2 separate regions of the Homo sapiens genome follow, and region 2 is linked to region 1. Evidence: read pairs that join two places in POLR2A ChIA-PET (ENCODE). Cell type or tissue: IMR-90. All regions are shown on one strand. Each heading gives the region's core, and the rest is flanking DNA. Links, peaks and the distances in the headings are about the cores only. Region 1 overlaps CSNK2A1 (casein kinase 2 alpha 1). Region 2 overlaps NRSN2 (neurensin 2).

Evidence for each region. Peaks named below come from ENCODE experiments on the same cell type or tissue, not always from the same donor. Only the 100,000 strongest peaks of a DNase experiment are listed, where the experiment ranks them.
Region 2: POLR2A ChIA-PET joins it to region 1 with 7 read pairs; 7 of 35 experiments call an interaction of 5 or more read pairs at or near these places.

What each region holds. Positions count from the first base shown.
Region 1 is chr20:508,743-513,268 of GRCh38, reverse strand. The region is part of intron 2 of CSNK2A1 (casein kinase 2 alpha 1); the gene reads left to right. Among named protein-coding and RNA genes, the nearest start is that of CSNK2A1, 33 kb to the left of the region's middle. In IMR-90, for the core only: no CTCF peak of the experiment used is centred there; no DNase peak of the experiment used is centred there.
Region 2 is chr20:348,723-352,986 of GRCh38, reverse strand. NRSN2 (neurensin 2) reads right to left here. Exons shown (of 5, transcript NM_001323682.2): 3 at 3,624-3,738; 4 at 3,155-3,349. The coding sequence starts at 3,343. Among named protein-coding and RNA genes, the nearest start is that of NRSN2, 3.7 kb to the right of the region's middle. RefSeq lists a silencer at 3,448-3,742. In IMR-90, for the core only: no CTCF peak of the experiment used is centred there; no DNase peak of the experiment used is centred there; H3K4me3 peaks cover 35 bases; H3K27ac peaks cover 58 bases.

The DNA of each region.
Region 1 (4,526 bases), core at 209-4,208:
GCATAGGAAAAGGGCTTTGAGATCCACAGACGAAGGCTGTCTTACACGTATAAAATGTTAACCAGAAGAGTAAAGTGGCTGTAAAGGTTATGTAGAGAAAGATACTGTTTCCTGTCAGAGGAGAGGCTGAGAATTTAAAAGTTTAGTATATTAAAAGTAATAAATTTCTGGGGACAGCATTTCTGTTGGGTTCATGCTGCTGTTTCTACTATTTTGGCCATATTCACACCTACACCTTTCTCTACGGTTTTCCTAGTGTCTTTCATTGCTGTCAAGGCAGGCATAGTAGTCACAGAGTCACCAATCCTACAACATAGATGACCTTATTTCTTTGGGAAGAAGAAAAATTACAAGAAAACATCTGGTTTTTGCATGTTTGATGTGTTTGTGTGTGTGTGCGTTTACAGTTTTAACTGATATTAAGTGAAGATAGATTAATGTCACCCAGGTTTTACAAAATCAAAGAAATAGAAATAATTTTAAAGACTTTTGGTACTTGAATTACTTTGTTGTTTTCTGGTCATTTAGTACATTTATGGAACCTCAGAAGGTTTGAGTTGAACAGAGGCAAGTTACAGCAGTTTTTTGGGTGGGAGAATTCATAAGTCAGCATGTGAATCTTTTGATCTCATATATTTGGAGTGGAATGTCATTAATTGTGTTTGTCACGGTTAAGGAATAGAGAATTAATCTCCATCCCAGTCTTGCTATTCTTCTGAAAGCCTTTAGCTGCCGACACCATGGGCATAAGGAGGTATCTCTTCTGGCTTCTCTTTGGGTGTGGTAGCTAAGTTACAGCTTACCTTGGAAAGATGAGCAGCTTGTAAGCAACAAAAAAACAGTATAGTTAACAAATGCATCGTCAACAAACAAAACAACCCAATCAAAAAATGGACAACAGCTTTGAATAGACATTCTCCAAAACAAATATACAAATGGCCAATAAGCATGTAAAAAGATGCTCAACATCATTAATCATTAGGGAAATGCAAATTAAAATCACAGTCAATGAGATACAACTTCATACTCATTAGGAGGGCTGTTACTGAAAAAAAAAAAAGAAGAAGAAGAAAAGAAAACCAAAAAATAGGCCAGGCACAGTCTATTTTGAGAGCACTTTGGGAGGCCGAGGTGGGAGGATCCCTTGAGGCCAGGAGCTCAAGACCAGCCTGGGCATAAGCAAGACCCCTGTCTCTATAAAAACAAGCAAAAAACAGAAAATAACAAGTGTTAGTAAGGATGTAGAGAAGTTGTAGCCTTTGCACTGTTCCTGGGAGTGTAAAATGATACAGTTGCTGTATAGGAGTGAGCCACCGTGCCCAGCTTGTTGAAACAATATGCTGGTTCTTCAAAAAATTAACATAGAATTACTACATGGTTCAGCAGTTCCACTTCTGGATATATACATAAAAGATTTGAAAGCGAGGTCTCAAACAGATGTTTGTACACCTATGTTCATAGCAGCATTATTTACAATAGCCAAGCTGTGGAAGCAACTCAAGTGTCCATCAGCAGATAAATGGATAAGCAAAATGTGGTGTGTGTGTGTGTGTGTGTGTGTGTGTATATATATACACAGTGCAATATCATTCAGCCTTTAAAAGGATTGGAATTCTAACACATGCTACAACATGGATCAGCCTTGAAGACATTATGCTAAATTAAATAAACAAAACAAAGGACAAATATTGTCTGATTCCACTTATATGAGGTTCCTAGAATAGCCAGCTCAGGCAGAAAATAGAATAGTGGTTGCAAAGAGTTGGGGGAGGGAAAATTAGTGTTTAGTGGATACATAGTTTTCATTTGGGATGGTAAAAATTTGTAGAAATGGATGATCTGGTGATTACTGCACAAGAATGTGAATATACTTAATGCAACTGAGCTTTAGGTTTAAATGTGGATAAAATGGCAGTTTTTATTTTTTTTAGATGAGGTCTCTCTCCTGTCACCCAGGCTGGAGTGCAGTGGTGCAATCACAGCTCACTGTAGCCTCGACTTCCTGGTCTCTGGTGATTCTCCTGCCTCAGCCTCCCAAGTAGCTGGGACTGCAGGCAGACACCATCACACCTGGCTAATTTTTTGTATTTTCAGTAGAGATGGGGTTTTACCATGTTGCCCAGACTGGTTGCGAACTCCTGGGTTCAAGCGATCCACCCTCTTAAGCCTCCCAAAGTGAGCCACTGTGCCTGGCCATAAAGTTTATGTTATGTATATTTTACCACAATTTAAAAAAGTGTTTCAACAAGCTGGGTATGGTGGATCACTCCTATAATCACAGTACTTTGGGAGGCTGTGGTGGGAGCATCACTTGAACCCAGGAGTTTGAGACCAGCCTGGGCAACATAGGGAAACCCCATCTTTACAAAAAAAAAATTTATTTAATTAGCCAGCTGTGGTAGCCCACGCCTGTGGTCCCAACTACTTGGGAGGCAGAGGTGGGAGGATTGATTGAGCCTGGGAGGTCAAGGCTGCAGTGAGCTGTGATCAGACCACTGTACTCTAGCCTGGCCTACAGAGGGAGACCTTGTTTCAAATAAGAAGATTTCAACAAAAAGTAAATAAAAATAGTACAAAGGGCATCTCTATTCCCTTTACGCACGTTTACCTATTGTAATATTTTACCCAGCTTGTTTTATCATTTGTGAGTGTGCAGTCATGTGTGCTATATATATACACATGTAAACGTGTGGGCACATTTTTTTCCTGAATCATTTTAGGGTAGATTATATGCATCATGGCTGTTTACTTCTAATTACTTCAGGAAAATTTCTTAACAATAGACATATTCTTGGGCTGGGCGAGGTGGCTCACGCCTGTAATCCTAGCACTTTGGGAGGCCGAGGAGGGCGGATCACCTGAGGTCGGGAGTTTGAGACCAGCCTGACCAACATAGAGAAACCCTATCTCTACTAAAAATACAAAATTAGCCAGGCATGGTGGCGCATGCCTGTAATCCCAGCTACTCGGGAGGCTGAGGCAGGAGAATCACATGAACCTGGGAGGCGGCAGAGGTTGTGGTGAGCCAAGATCACGCCATTGCACTCCAGCCTGAGCAACAAGAGCGAAACTCCATCTCAAAAAAAAAAAAAAAAGAATAGGTATATTCTCTTAACTATTGTGATTATGTACCAACTTCACAAATTTACATTGATACAATAATTTAATACCCTCTGAATTCCAGTTCTGTCGATATTGTTTTTTATAGCATCCCCCTCCACCTCCTGCAGTATGGGATACAGTCTAGAGTATTGCATTTATGCAATGTCTCTTTAGCCTCCATTTGTCTTTTATGCTGTGGACATGTTTTAGAAGTATAGTACCCCTTCCCCCTTTTTAAATAGACACTTCCTCTTTTTCTGAATGTTTCCTGGTAATTGAATTGAAGTTATGGCTGGGTGCGGTGGCTCACATCTGTGATCTCAGCACTTTGGGAGGCTGAGGTGGGAGGATTGCTTGAGCCTGGGAGTTCAAGACCAGCCTGGGCAACATGGTGAAACACCGTCTCTACTGAAAATACAGAAAATTAGCTGAGGGTGGTGGTGCGTGCCTGTAGTCTCAGCTACCTGGGAGGCTGAGGTGAAAGAATCACCGGAGTCCAGGAAGTTGAGGCTTCAGTGAGCCATGATCACACCACTGCATTCCAGTCTGGGCAGTGGAATAAGACCCTGTCTTAAAACACATACACACATACAAATTGAAGTTATGCTGTCTCAGCCAGGAGACTTGCATACGTGTTATATCCTTCTCACGTTATCACAATCTGGAGACTCAATACAATTTCATCTAAATGCATAATGAGGGGAATCAGCACATGCTGTAGGAGATAGGGAAGACATCATTGGAAAGGAACCTGATTTGATAGCATATTTCTAACATCTTACTTATTTTCCCCCGGTGTCAAATTTTGCATTAGCTCAGCTAATCTGTATTACTGTTTTATACCAGTTTTTAAGCTCCTGTATTAAATATAAAGAGAATATTACTGATTTCTGTTTTTAAATTTAATGAAACCAAGTGTGTCTTTCAAATGGTGATCAAGGTTCTACTGATTATTACCTTAAGGTTCCCCCAAAAGATTTGGATTGGTATAAGATGACATGGAGCTTTGATGTATGAGAACAAGCCTTTATTCTCTTCCTGGTTTCATCAAATATGAGTCAGAATGGCAAGTTGTACTCTTAGCTTTGCCGCCATTCTAGAACCTTTTAGCACCCCTACTTAAGTTACAGAAAGCTGCTGAAAAGAAAGTATTTTTCTTGCCAATACCTTTTGTAGAATATATAACTAGTGGTAATGCTGATGTATCTATCCTCAATGCCATTTTTCTCTTCCAGGCTGTCTTACAAAAATCATTCAAATTTTGCCTGCAGAGGTAACAGGATATTTGGCAAAATATGATTAAAGCAAATATCAGTTTACTGTATTTCTTGGGATTTTTCTTCTCATGTTATAGGAAGCACTGGTTAACACAGTTGAGCTATATTTATTGGCTGTAGGTAGGAGAGCCAGAGGTATATTTCAGG
Region 2 (4,264 bases), core at 265-4,264, 160 kb after region 1:
TAGCAGTGGGTTTCTCCGGCCAACCCTGTGTTTCCCTCCATCCCAACTCATCTCTTTATCCTTTCTACCTTCCTGTCTCTGTTGGGTTAACTCCTATGCACCATCAGATCTCATCTCAAACCTCACCTCCTCAGGGAGAAGACCCCTGGACTGAGTCAGGTCTCTTGCTTTACTCTGGGCAAACTGTGCCCATTCATTCTTCAATACACTTACCATTGTGCACACTTGGACATGTATTTTGGTTGCTATGTAAGTGACGTCTGCCTCTCCCGCAGTACTGAGAGCTCCATGAGAGCAGACTGTGCCTGTTTTGGCTCACTAGGAGTCTTCTGTGCCTAGCACGTGCCGGCACAGAGCAAAGGCTGAATAAATGTTTGCTGAATGATTAAATAAACCACAGCTAAAAGAGTTCCTCGAAGACAGGGACCTCATGTCTTAAATTCTGTGTTCCCAAGAGCCTAGCACAGTGCCTCGCAATAAGAAGATGCTTAAAAATTTTAAATACACACTAACCTTTCCTTGGAAGTCTTCCTTGATCATTTCCTCTCCTGGTGTTCCCTACAGACCTGACCTGAAGTTATGTAAGTTGGCCTCTCTGCAGAGGTTGGCACCTTACCTCCTCACTAGAGTGAAGTCCTTTGAAAGCAAAAGAAGGGACCCTCTGCCTCAGTCTCCCGAGAATATTTAGCAAAGAGCTATGCCCATAGCAGGCACTCAGCTCATTGCCACCTCTACACCTTGACCCATTGGTGCACCCTGGCCGACTAGTCTCCTTGGCTGTTAAAGACATCAATTCTTCACATTTTTTCTCTGCCCTGGCAAGGTACTCCAGTCTACCATTGAGAAACCACAGTAAGATTTAAGTGAGATGAACCTCACTTCCTGCCAGTCAGCATAGTCCATCTCTTAACCATAGTAATTAGTTCAAGGCTGGCAAGTGACCCAATGAGAGCCAACACAATGCTTGTCAGGACTTCTGGGAATTAAAAGCATTGTTTCTTATAAATGATTTTTAAATTTCTGAATCTTTTACCTCTCCATATAAACTACAAGTGTGCAAAGTGGTAAGTGTATTGAAGAATGAATGGGCACAGAGTTTGCCCAGAGTAAAGCAAGGGACCCGACTCAGTCCAGGGATCTCCTCCCTGAGGAGGTGACATTTTGACGTCCACAAAATAACGTGCTGGGGTTTTGATTGGCATTGCATTGAATCAAAGATCAGGTTGGGAAGAACTAACATCTTGACTATTCCAATCCACGAATATGAACTATTTCTCCATTTATTTAGTTATTTGATATCTTTTGAGTTTTGTAGTTCTTCTCATATTACAGATATTTTGTTAGATTTACACCTAAGTATTTCTCTCTTCTTTGGTGCTAAGGTAAATGGTAACATGTTTTTAATATCTTACTATTTTGCTTTCTCTCTTCCTTTCTTCTCTCTTTTCTTTTCTTGACAGAGTCTCACTCTGTTGCCCAGGCTGGAGTGCAGTGGCACAATCATGGCTCACTGCAGCTTCAACCTCCTGGGCTCAAACGATCCTCCTGGCTCAGCCTCTTGAGTAGTAGGCATCACAGGCCCGCGCCACTACATCCAGCTAATTTTTTATTTTTAGTAGAGATGAAGTCTCACTATGTTGCCCAGGCTGATCTTGAATTCCTGGGCTCAAGCAATCCTCCTGCTTCAGCCTCTCAAAGTGCTGGGATTACAGGTGTAAGCCAGTACCTGTGGCCATTTTTTGTTTGTTTGTTTTTTTAAGACAGAGTTTCACTCTTGTTGTGCAGGCTGGAGTGCAACGGCACGATCTCTGCTCACTGCAACTGCTGTCTCCCGGGTTCTAGTGATTATCCTGCCTCAGCCTCCAGAGTAGCTGGGATTATAGGCGCCCATCACCACACCCAGCTAATTTTTGTATTTCTAGTAGAGATGAGGTTTCACCACGTTGGCTAAGCTGGTCTCGAACTCCTGACCTCAGGTGATCCACCCACCTTGGCCTCCCAAAATGATGGGATTACAGGCTATTTTCTTTTCTGAAGGAAATACCACAGGAAATGCTGACTTCCCTTAGATGGTGTGGAGTGAAGACCTGAGAGTCCACACAGTAGTGGCCATTTGGGGAACATGTGGGGAGAGTCTGAAGCTAACAGGCTACCAGGGTAGGGGCACCATGAGGAGGCTGAAGACTAAGAAAACTTGCAAAGTCCTTGGTATAAAGGGTTGAACTGCTGGATCAAACTTTGCCTGAAAGTATGCAACCTTGGACCTTGGGTCTCTTCTAAAAAATGAGCAACATTTTCCCTTCTTTTTTCTTTTTTTTTTTTTTTTTTTTTTTTTTTTTTGAGACAGAGTCTTGTTCTGTCGCCCAGCTGGAGTGCAATGGTGCAAACTTGGCTCACTGCAACCTCTGCCTCCTGGGTTCAAGCAATTCTCCTGCCTCAGCCTCCTAAGTAACTGGGATTACAGGCGCCTGCCACCACGCCCGGCTCATTTTTTTTTTTTTTTTTTTTTAGAGGGAGTTTCGCTCTTTCACCCAGGCTGGAGTGCAATGGATTGATCTCAGCTCACTGCAACCTCCACCTTTTGGTTTCAAGTGATTCTCCTGCCTCAGCCTCCCGAGTAGCCGGGATTACAGGCGCCCGCCACCACACCCAGCTAATTTTTGTATTTTTAGTACAGACAGGGTTTCACTATGTTGGCCAGGCTGGTCTCCAACTCCTGACCTCGAGATCCACCAGCCTCAGCCTCCGCCTACCAAAGTGCTGGGATTACAGGCGTGAACTACCGCACCCGGTCCATTTTTGTATTTTTAGTAGAGAAAGGGTTTCGCCATGCTGACAGAGCAGGTGTTGAACTCCAGACCTCAGGTGATCTGCCCACCTCAGCCTCCCAAAGTGCTGGGATTACAGGCATGAGCCACCATTATTTACATACAATAAATATGTAAATAATTATGTAAATAATTTGTATGTAAATACAAATACAATGAAGGCTCCCTTCATTATTTAAACCCATTTGAATTGGGTTTTCTGTTGCTTGACTGTGCAAGACTCCTAACTACTACGCTATCTCTTCTTTTTTCCTCTGAGCCTCAAATTCAGACTCATTTCCTCCATCAAGGCAGAGGAATCATGGGAGGTGCTCATCTGGCCTTACCTTCCAACACAGTGAGGGCCAGGGCCGGCGGGGGCACAGGACCGGAGGTCCCTCAGGGTCGTCGCTGAGAGCAGTGCCTGCACAGTCCTCATAGAAGAGGTGCAGGTAGGAGCGGACCCCATACCACTTGCCATCCTCCACGCTGGGGCCGCGGCTGCAGCTGCAGGAACGATTGCAGCTCGGCATCATGGACCCCTGGGGAGCAGGTAAGGTGCAGCTGACGGAGGGAGGGATTAGTGGGAGCTGCTCATGGTGACCTTCATAAGCCCCCTAAATCTTTGTGCCCCACCCGCTTCTCCTCCCACTCGAGACACCCTACACGCATAGCACAGTCTGGCCTTTTGGAATCCCAGCCTGTCCTTCCCAAAGCACACTGCGAATGAGCCAATGCACTGAAGGCCTTAGCCCAGTGCCTGGCAATTGGAGGTGTCAATAAATGTGCATGTTTACTCTGGAGGCCACCCAGTACCTGGGACTGTGGGCTCTGGAGCCTGACCACTTGGACTGGAGTCGTGGACACACTGCTTCCTGGAGGCGTGACCTTAGACAAGTGCTTCCACCTTTCTGGGTCTCAGTTTCCTCATCTGTAAAACAGACCTAATAATCATACTTCTTTCATACAGTTACTGTGTCTAATGCTGAGAAATGGTAGCTGTTGTGATTAGTACTGTAATTTTTTTGCTATTACTTCCATCTTGAACTTTTTAGTCTCCATATCTGGAATGAGAGAGCCTCACCCTCCGCTCCCCTTCAGACCCCCTCCTGGGGGTAATTGTCATGGCTGACACTTGGGCTGGAGTTCCCAAGCTGCAAGGCTATAAAAAGGTCCTCCCCAGGACTGCCCCTGAAAGCCTCCAGATTCCAATGAATTTTGACTCCATTGGAAGTGAAAGTCAGGGTCCCTCAGGATTAAAGACTCTTAGGCTTAAGGGCTGTTAGATTTCCAGAGAAACCTATCAAATAACCTTTTTTTTTTTTTCCACAAAAGTGGACACGGATCTTGGGAATGGAAGGTACTTGTATATCCATATACAGGTTTGGCCCGAACCAAAGCCAGGAGGTGTTGGGGGAGGACTGGGCTTCTACCCCAGTCTCCATGATGGCCCTCAG